Regions from separate parts of the Homo sapiens genome. Here region 2 is linked to region 1. The links are chromatin loops, found by intact Hi-C in ENCODE. Cell type or tissue: Calu3. All regions are shown on one strand. Links, peaks and the distances in the headings refer to the core of each region. The heading gives the core; the rest is flanking DNA. Region 1 overlaps GLIS3 (GLIS family zinc finger 3). Region 2 holds the start of GLIS3-AS1 (GLIS3 antisense RNA 1).

Region 1 (5,388 bases), core at 261-5,260:
ATGCTCACTATATAACTGTTGAATGAATGACTGAATGGGATTGATGAAATCTATGACTGTTGCAACAAAATCCTGGCTTCCTTGGATGCCATTATGGGACATGACTATTGTAATCAGCAGGAGCAAAAAAGTGTATTCTATTAAATGCAGGAAATATTTATTGAGCAAATTCCAAGAATTATGACACTGTAATAAATCAAACAGGTGTTGATAGGCTAAATTTGACTTCAATGATGCAAAGCCTTTTTTTTTTCAGATAATGCTAATTGATGATATAAAAAAAGATGTCACATGAACTGCTTTAAAATTTTACCTCTTTAGGCCAGGCGCGGTGACTCACACCTGTAATCCCAGCACTTTGGGAGGCTGAGGCAGGCCAATCACCTGAGGTCAGGAGTCAAGACCAGCCTGGCCAACATGGTGAAACCCTGTCTCTACTAAAACTACAAAATTAGCCAGGCATGGTGGCGCACGCCTGCAATCCCAGCTACTCAGGAGGCTGAGGCAGGAGAATCACTTAGAACCCGGGAGGTGGTGTGAGCTGAGATCGCGCCACTGCACTCCAGCCTGGGTGACAGACAAAAAAAAAACAAAAAACAAAAAACCCTTAAAACAACTTTTTTAAGGTATAAATTACACACCACAAAATCCACCCAATATAAAAGTGAAATTCAATGATTTTTTAGTAAATTAACTGAGGTCTGCAACTCTCACCACAATCCAGTTTTAGAACATTCTCATCACCCCAGTGAGATTCCTCATATCCATTTACAGTTAATCCTTATTCCTACCCTCAACTCCAGACAATTTCTTTCTGCAAAAAAAAAAAAAAAAAAAAAACAAAAAAACATTTTGAGGATTTCTCAATCAGGTACATGATTGATACTGTACATGCAATTCTTCTTGGACATTTAGTAAAGAAGTCCAGTAAGGATCTCTATCTGCCATACACCTGGCCAATTCATTTTCAGTTACTGTGTACCTGAAAATCATTTTGAAATCAATTTTTCTTTAAAAATTCTCTATCCTGCTGGGCGTGGTGGCCCATGCCTGTAATCCCAGCACTTTGGGAGACCGAGGCGGGCAGATCACCTAAGATCAGGAGTTCAAGACCAGCCTGACTAACATGGTGAAACCCTGTCTCTACTAAAAATAGAAAATTAGCCAGGCGTGGTTGCACGTGCCTGTAGTCCCAGCTACTCAGGAGGCTAAGGCAGGAGAATCACTTGAACCCAGGAGGCAGAGGTTGTAGTGAGCCAAGATCGGGCCATTGCACTCCAGCCTGGGCAATAGAGCGAGACTCCACCACAAAAAAAAGAAAAAGAAAGAAAAGAAAAGAAAGATATTAGTATATGAGGATAAGTATACCAGCATATTTACTGCTTAATGTGTTACAGGGGCAGCAACACAGGACACATGCCTGAATCCTCGGTTATAATACATCAATACTACAGACTGTGATGCAGCTATCAAGAAGAATGTGTTACAGTTACATGAAGTGACCTGGAGAGATATCCATATTATGATGCTAAGAGACAAGTGCAATGTCATGAGAAAGATGGATAATATGATCCCATTTTCTGTAAGGAAAATCATATATGTGTATATATTTGTATGCTTCCACAACCGTAAAGAATGTGCAGAAGGACAGGCACCAAGCTCTTCACACTTATTATTTTAAGGGGGAGAGTGATGGAGGCTCAGGAGGTGAGGAAAATACTTTGTGCATTGTTGTGAGCAAATAATGCTTTGTTGTTTGAAAATAAGACCCCATAAATCATATCTTCAAAAACTGGAATTACATTTTCCATTAACTCAGGTTAACTTTCTCATCCCTTCCTTTTCGCCATAAATCTAAATTCATACAATCTGTCCGAAGGTGTGGGCTAAAATACGATGTGGATTCTTGAGATCTCTGGGTTATAATTTTAGAGTTTTCAAAATTGGATTTCAAATCTATTGTCACTAGTCTAAGGGGGTGAAGACCTTGGCAGCATGATTTTATCATGTAGCAGGAGCAGAATGATCGTCAGCAGGAAGCCTCACCTTTAATGGCTTTCAAAGTTCTTCTAACTGAATGGGACAGTGGAGATACGGTAAATGCTTAGATTCCCAGTGCTGATGATAGGGAGCTTAACAGCACTTGTCTCAATACTCATGGTAGCCTAATTAAATAATACAGAAAGCATATCAGTTAAGCAACAAACAAAATTTTTTTAAAGGAGGTAGCATTTTCAGTATCACCAAATGAAATGCTGACTATATGCATATGAAAAATACATATACGTGTGATAATCCGTCTATACAAAATGCTTAACAGTGATATATTAAGGAAAAATGTTTGATTAAATTATACAAATTATATAAGAAAGCTAAGGTATTGTATTTTTATGTTCTCCATAGGTAAGGTTTTTTTCACCTTTATAATGTTATTCTTGCCAATTTCATCATTTTTAACAGTAAATCTTTTAATTTAAAGTATTATATCCAGGAAACTACATAAATGATAGTACAATTCAGTTAATTGTTATAAATTGAAGAACTCATGTAACCACCATAGATCAAGTAATAGTACATTTCATTATTACTCCTAAAAGAAATTCAATCTTTAATTCTGGAAAAGAAAGTCTGAATTACCAAATACATTTGGTACATTTAGGGAGTTACTTCATCCACTGGGGTTTAGACTGGACTGTCTGGGTAAAGATCTAACTATAAGTGAGTGAGCAAATTTAAATATGACTCCACAGAGTCTAGGGACAAGACACCCTTTGCAAAAGTGTGTTAGGCTCCATCAAAACGGCTTGGCTTTTTTTCCATTGTGTCACAGAAGCAATTGTCAGGACCAATGACTTGTCCGTGTTTGAGTCACAGAACTAAAGCCAAAGCCTTGACTCACCTCTAGGTTCATTTTTCCCCTTGTCTGCTTTGTCACCAAGGTGTAGTGTGATGAAATGCATATGACCTGGCAAACTGAACAATGAGCCTCACTGTTCGAAGAAGGTAAAACAGACGATTAATTTGTCAGCACAAAGTGAAGATTCAGAAGGCTGAAATATCAATCTCCTTTTCAGTCTATTATTCTTTCTTTGAATAAAAGGTTGCTTATAATTCACATTAGGTTAGAAATGCAGAAGTTCAAAAGCGAGCAAACCTTGTGCTATACGTTCCCTACACCTCACAGGAAATATCTCCAAAGAAGAAGAGGTCTGCGGAAAGGATTTACTAAGGCCCAATGTTTCCACTCAAAGTAGACCTTCTTTTGGTCTTGCACATATCAGATACATAGCCACTTGGTGACTTGATCAGAACTGATACGAAGTAATCAAGATCAATTTCATGAAAGCAGAGATCTCAGGAATATGGACCATGAAGTGATTGTTGTTTATAGTAATCAGCACCTTCAGCTGGGCTCAAGATTCCAAAAGCCCAGGATAGCTCTTTGATTCTTCTGGAGATCTTCTTTTCCCAACCAAATACAGCCACTGTGAAGAACTCAGCTTGCTGTGTATGAAGCTACCAAAATAACTTGGGTCCCTTGTTTCTGAGTTCCATGACCAAGCTTGTCAGAAGCCCCAGATGGTTGCTTTCAGTCACTCCTAATGACAGGAAAGCTAGGCAATCCAGCACCTCTGTCCAGAAACTGAGCAAAATTCAAAAAGTGGCATTTTCACAGTATACTTTCAGGGAAGGAAGCTAGGTGAGGGGCTTTAGATCAATTCTGTTATTTCCTGTTTCAGGGGCAAATCTTGCAACTTGGTGGACAAATGCTACCTATGATAAAATATTTTATTTAGAATTGTACAGTCATTTCATGTTCCAAGTGAGTAACGTTCACTGCATTCACACACAACCAGGAAGTCAGTAATTTAGTGTTAGCTTTCGTCTCTGCCTAAATGCAAAAGTCTGGCACATAAGATAATTTGAAAACAATTATTAAGGGTGGTTTTCAGAGCTGGTACACACATATAACCAGCAAATATCTGGCACAGATCCTTCTACTTTAGCTCAGAGATTTCCTAAAGAGGACAGTAAACAAGACCCTCTCTGTTTCACTGATGCTAGTAAAGGGATTAAAATAGTCATAAACAAGATTTTTTAATGGTGGAAAAACTCAAAAGCAATGTAATATTACAGTCCTTATATTATGAGAAGATGAATCGTGTTGATTATTTTTTGACAGAAGACTCTTGATAATTCATGGAACAGGAAGTCCAAAATGTAATTTCTTTCCTAGACAATCTGGGCAAACAAATGCATTATTTGTAGAAGAAATTTTTATTTTGTCAACCTAAAAGTTTGCCATAGACATCTTCTTTAAAAATACAGAAATAAGAGACTACCAGTGTTACCTTGCCCCTGAACAAGGCCCAGGATGCTGCTAATGCACAGGACAGCCCTCATAACAAAGAACTATCTGGCTGAAAATATTAGTAATGTAGAGGTTGAGAAGCCCTATCCTATAGCATGGAGTTGCAGGATTATTCAGCAGAGCAGAAACTGAGATTAAGTTGATCATACACACAAACCTCTCACTCAGCACAGTTCAATTTCTTCTAAACTTTGGAGAACAATTTACCAAGTAAATATCCTAGTGTGAAGCTGGCAATTGAAGAGAGAAGGATGAGAAGATGAGTATTCCCAAAGTTAAACAATGAGTTCAAAGCAGGTTCAGAGGCACAACATTGGCTGTATTTGCCCTGCTATATGACTTTAGTATTCTGAGGGGAAATAAAAAAAGGATGGGGAAGAAGAAATGGAAGGAAAAGAGGGAGAAAGGGATGGAATGGAGAAAGGGAGGGAGGGACGGAGAGAAGGAAGGAAGGGAGGATCGATCAAAGGAAAGAAGGAAGGATCGAAGGAAGGAAGGAAGGATTAATTGAAGGAAGGAAGGAAGGATAGATCGAAGGAAGGAAGGAAGGATCGAAGGAAGGAAGGAAGGAAGGGAGCCTTATGCTTTCCATCACCATCAAAGAATGGAGCAATGGCAAGATAGCCATGTCACCCACCCCTCTCAAAGTGGAGAACATTTGGAGCTCATTTTAGACCTCCTGTCCACATGAAGACACTACACACTTTCTGCCTATGTCACATCAGAAGGAGCTTGAGGCTGAATTCTATTTTATGCTTTAATGGTGTCACTGGCACAAAGCAGCCCTTACTCGGTTGAGGGAAAAGTAACCCAGCCTTAAAAGAAAAAGTCATTATCTGATCCCTATGCAGTCATCCCTTATACCTAAAAATGGTATTTTTCAGAAATGAGAAAATTCTAAATAAGCCATTGGGGGAAACTAATAACAGGTTTGTGAGAAGAAGAGAGAAAGGGAAATGAAAAGGGATCTATTGCACAACAAAGACACAGACACAACTGACATGCAAGGGCTCTGT
Region 2 (5,388 bases), core at 237-5,236, 68 kb before region 1:
ATATGTAAGGACAATCACTAATTATGTTTGCATAAGTATATCACCATTACAGAGAGTAGAAAATGCATAAAAATCCAGGCTGAGTAAAAGAAAAATAACTTCCTTATGGTATATTAATCTTTTCTTATTTTTTTTGTTTTTTACTACATACATGTAATTTTCCAAATATAGTCACCTATTATTCAAACCTAGGCAGATGGAAGGTGGTCTGGGAGTGTCATCCCATCTCCTTTCCCACAATGGTTGGCAAACATGAATGAACATTCTTATAAGTTGGTTTGCTGATGTGAAAATTTCCTTAGAGACCTGGGGCTTCCTTTTAAAACATAAAGATGACAACAACTGTTTCATTAAGAAATCCACACGCAGCCTGCTACCTGCTTAAGGAGGAAACATTTCCTTCGAGTCTAAATCAAGTGAGTAAATGTAACATAACTGCGAGGGTTGGGTACACTGAATTTCTGGCAGAAGTCCATAACTAAAAGAGGTAATGCATTATTTTATTTTATTTCTTTATGAGAAAAAACAATCTGCTGCCACACCCAGCTCAGGAATCAGAAGGGGTGGAGAGCAATTTGCAGCCCATTGATAAAGAACAACACAGACGATCTTAGGAAAATTTTTCTCACGTGAGCATTCCTTTTAACCAGAGTAAAAGGCCTAAAAAAGGGTAGTTGTGGTTGGCTCTGCCTTTGCTGTCTTTACCTGAATAGAGGTCAGGCCCGGGTCCAGGGGAGCGTCCCACGGTCCCTTCAGCAGCAGCATCTCTAGGGGAAGTGGCCGGCTGCAGGGACTGCACGGTGAGGCAATCTGTGAGCAGGTCTGGATGGAGCTCTGTGCTGGACCGCAACTAAGAGGACAAAACGGAAGAGACATCGATAAGGAGAGCCGGTCCTTGGAATATTTTCCTGGGAAGGCATCATGCTCTATCAGTGCAACTCAGCCCACAAAAATTTATCAAGCAGCAACTACGGGTAAGGCACAGAGCTTAACAGAGTGTCAATAAAAGGATCAGTTCTCCAATCCTAATAACACCTGGCAAGAGCTTCTGGAAAAATGTGGCTAGAGGCGGATTTGACTTCAGTCCTTGATATTTCCACTTCTGGCAACTCAACTTCCTATTATACTTCCTTTTATTTGCTCCGTATCTTATCAGAACTTGTAACGATAACAACAACAAACTCAAGTAGATTTAGTCCATCTTGGAAAGTGCTTTTAAAATAGAAACACTGTCATGAAAACATCCCAGAGATGATTAAGAAATGCCCATTGAGATTTAACTCCTATAGATTTTCCATGAAAGGAAAATACTCAAGTTAAATTTTAATATATTATGGCATGATTCAAAGATAAAACAATGTGATTAACAGTAACAAAACTCCAACAGTCAGTTACATAAAAACAGAACAATTTAGATCTTATACATTAAAGAGTTACATGTAAAAAAAAAATCAAACAATAAAAAATGCTAAAATAAACTAGGTGAAAAGTTATCTGATCTTTTAATGAATAAGAATTTTTTAAGTGTAATTGAAATGGAAAAAAAAAACAATGTAAGATTTAGTGACATAAAAATATTAACGTTCTGCTTGTACAAAAACATAATACCTTAAAAGCAATCTAGAAATGTATTTGTTACAAATATTGCAAATGGTAATCATCTTTGGTATTTAAAGAGTGTGTGTATAAATGGATTTTATAAAGACAAGACTAAACCTTTAGATATAGAGCTAGAGTATGCTTATGCAGTCAACAAATATTTATTAAGTGTTTGTTACATACTTCTCTAGACCCTAGGAATACTGACTGCTTTTGTCAAAGTTAGACTCTAGATGGGGAAGCAGATGATGAACAAATAAAACATATACAACCTCAGATGGTGATAAATGCTATGGAGAAAAGTGATGCGGAGAAGCGAGACAGTGAGTAGGAATAAGGGGTGGCAGCTTTAGATAGGAGATCAAGGAAAGCCTCTTGAAGATGGCATTTATAAAAAGCTTTGAAAGAAGTGAGGAATAAGCCGTACAGACCTATGGGGGAAGAACCTGCCTACCCTGTGGTTGTGCGGAGAAGTAAGAGTCAAGCAGGGTGAGCCTGGGGCCTGGGGAAGAGAAATAGAAGATGAAACCAGAGATAAAAGGTGGGGAGGTGGAAATGGGAAGGAGACGTTGGATAAAGCCTTGACTTGAACAGAAACTGTTAAAAAAAAAAAAAAAAGGAGAAACAGAAATGATAATAAGCGTGAAAAATGTTTGCACACTTGCAAAGAAGTGCAATGTTAAAACGTCTTTTTACTTGCTGAATTATCAAAAACTTAAAAAAAAACAGTAATGAAGGTACAGTGAGAGAGGCATTGTTCAACAATGTTCATAGGAGTGAATATTGGTACAAACAGTCTAGATGGTATGTGGGAATATTTTTTCAAGGTCCATAATTGAAATAATTTGATTCTAGAACTTGTCTTAAGGAAATAGCCAGAGGTGTTAAAGAAGATTTGTACCCCCCCCAAAATATACACATATATATATAAAACAAATAGCATTATTTATAGCAATACCTAATCAGAAAATGTAACTTAAAATGTCTTAAATGTCCACAAATAGGGCTAATCAATGATTTTACCTCAATTTGATGGACTATTATGCAACCATTAAAATGGTATTCATGAACATAAAAGCAAAACTCAAAGTTTTATATATATACAAAATGATAATTACATAAAAATACACAGACAAAATATCAGAAAGTAATATAATTGAACATTACAACTGATTTTTGCTTTCAGTAGTACTATTATGAATTTATTTCCTTCCCTTTTTTAAAGTCCTTTCTTCTGCTTTCTGTAAGGTCCTCTGAACGGGCCACACCACGGTTGAGCCATTGTGACCCCTGCGACACACAGGTCCAGGCCTCCTGGAGTCACAAAGCTTTGAGCAACAGGAGAACCACTAAAGAAGAAGAAACAGCTAGCTCCTGCCTTAACTGATTAACCGAACTTGCAACATTCCACCATTGTGATATGTTCCTGCCCTACCCTAAATAATCAATCGGCCTTGTGATATCCTGCCATGTGAACTCCCTCCACCTCGTGACTACGCACCTTGTGACATTCTTCCCCTGCCCGAAAAGACTGCCCCAACTGTAACCTTCCACTACCTATCCCAAACCTATAAAACCAGTTCCACTCCCACCGCCCTTCGCTGACTCCCTTTTCAGACTCAGCCCGCTCGCACCGGAGTGAATAAACAGCCTTGTTGCTCACACTTAGCCTGTCTGGGTAGTCTCTTCAATTAGGCACGCGCTTAACACTTTCCAAATTTTCTACATTCAAATGATGTGCCAAAGCTGGCTCGCACCAATCTGAGGTGTCAATTTTGTGCGTCTTTTCCAAACTTTCCATGCAATGATGATAGACTGATAGCTTGAAATCGGTCATAGTGAAGTATTTACACCATGGAAATTGGCAATTCTACAAACAGGCTTTTTCCATCTAAAGAGCTGGTTGCTATACATTACCAGCACACCACTGGCAATGACGATGACCAAATTCTGATCAGAAAGAAAGACAAACACACACATACAACAGTAAGTTACTGTTTAGAGAGAAGTATTTCTTGGGTCTCAGAAAGCTTCATAAAGAGACAAATGCATGTCCAGGTCTTAGCCCAAGGATATGAAAGTGGCACAGTGACCCTAAATACAGGGAAGGGACATTTAACACAGGTAGTGACTGAGACATCACTTTGTTGTAATTTCCTCAGCTGTGGCACATTCCAGTCTCTGACCAGGACTCTCTGTATTAGTGCCTAACTAACTCTTTCAGGACCTTTGGAAGGTATGTTTGTTATTTTTGTACTAACCTAATACATGCCGTGTAAGAAAAACTGGAAAAAAAAATTCAAGGCTTGGAATGAGTTCTGGTGATCACTTTTAATTTATCTTCTATCATTAAAATATGATCTGGGGTCCACATGTTTTACCAAGGGCAGACATGGATGCTTTTCTGCTTTCTATTACCAACTACTCTAGGGTTTTATAGTTACCCGTACCAACGAGGTCTTTGCAAGGAATTTCACGGCTAGGGTTACTTCTGGCATCAAAGACGGGCAATTCTTTCTTAGCTTCACTAAATATTCATGTTTTCCAACAGTGTGAGTCCATACAACTTTGTGGTGAGAGTTAATTTGGTTTTCTCTGGGATTAGGCATGGTTCTAGAAAGGGCTTCTTAAATTGAACAAGCTTAGGAACCTTAAGTAAAATTTCCAAAGGAGAGCCGTATGCATAGAAACGCAGTCATGATATGGAAGTGTAGTGTCCCTCACAGATCTTCAGACCAGGAAAGGGGCTTTCAGATCCCTTAAGGTTTTTAAACATTCTCTAGTACAGGAATGATCTAAAGGGTGAGGCAGGAGGCACATAGCAGAATCTCTTGGGAGGGGTGTCTTTCAATGTAACATAGTTTTATATTTGGAATAAGAAGCCCAACTATTTATTTAAAAAACTGCATAATGTATATTTTACCAACATCTTCTTAGCTGTCAGGAATAGTTAAAGAAGATAGAGGGAAATTTTTCAGTGACAGGAGGGAGGGTCTTTACTTGTGGTTCCCAATCTTGGGGATGTATCAGAATCACCTGCAGCGCCCCACCCCAGAGCTGCTCATTCAGTAGGTCTGCGATGCGTTTCTAAGTTCCCAGGTGATGATGCTTCTACTGGTCTTGGGATTTCACTCTTGGAACCACTAGTCTCTAAGAATTTTTATGAGGAGAAACTAATAGTTTTCTGTTTATGGAAAGAGGAAATGAACTGTGGAAACAGCGAATTATAAAAACCTAGCATTTTTAAATATAGGAACAGAAACCTTACTATCTCATCTTCCTTGATCAACTGTGACGAATAAAGATCTTTCTGAAGTAGTGACTTTGGGCATCTAGTTAGCAGATACTAGGAAAAGTCACAGGAGGAGAGGATACCTACAAATGCTAGGAATGTCTGCAAGTCATTGGACTTGGAGATACTGGGAAGGTAAGTTCCAACTTATGCAGGGATGAATATGTCATGTTTTGTAGCTTGTTGTCATCATAAAATATCTTGGCAATTTTCTAAGAAGCCTCCTTGGGACATCTGGACCTTAAAAGTTTATGTTATCTCCTGTGAGAAGTAACCATTAAGCCCAGGGCCATAAACGCGAAGAAATTCTTAAATTTCCTATATAACACATCTGACTTTCTTCAGACCTCATAATAATACATGGTTAAATGAGGCTCATTTCTTAAAAACAACTTGGATTGTATTTTCTTTCACAGGGATAAAAAAGGTTAAAAAATTTCAGTCTAGTTTATTACCTGCTGTTAGCAGAGAGCAAAGAACTTGCCCTTTACAAAGCC

What was found. Hi-C counts contacts between places; a loop is a spot of excess contacts. Peaks named below come from ENCODE experiments on the same cell type or tissue, not always from the same donor. Only the 100,000 strongest peaks of a DNase experiment are listed, where the experiment ranks them.
Region 2: it touches region 1 in a loop (7-fold over the local background); 1 of 110 quality-filtered maps calls a loop at or near these places.

The regions. Positions count from the first base shown.
Region 1 is chr9:3,966,194-3,971,581 of GRCh38, forward strand. The region is part of intron 4 of GLIS3 (GLIS family zinc finger 3); the gene reads right to left. Among named protein-coding and RNA genes, the nearest start is that of GLIS3-AS1, 70 kb to the left of the region's middle. RefSeq lists an enhancer at 2,135-3,334. In Calu3, for the core only: no CTCF peak of the experiment used is centred there; a DNase peak (open chromatin) is centred at 2,898.
Region 2 is chr9:3,897,986-3,903,373 of GRCh38, forward strand. GLIS3 (GLIS family zinc finger 3) reads right to left here. Exons shown (of 11, transcript NM_001042413.2): 7 at 706-850. GLIS3-AS1 (GLIS3 antisense RNA 1) reads left to right here and starts at 661. Exons shown (of 2, transcript NR_026663.1): 1 at 661-974; 2 at 2,848-3,263. In Calu3, for the core only: no CTCF peak of the experiment used is centred there; DNase peaks (open chromatin) are centred at 656 and 3,156.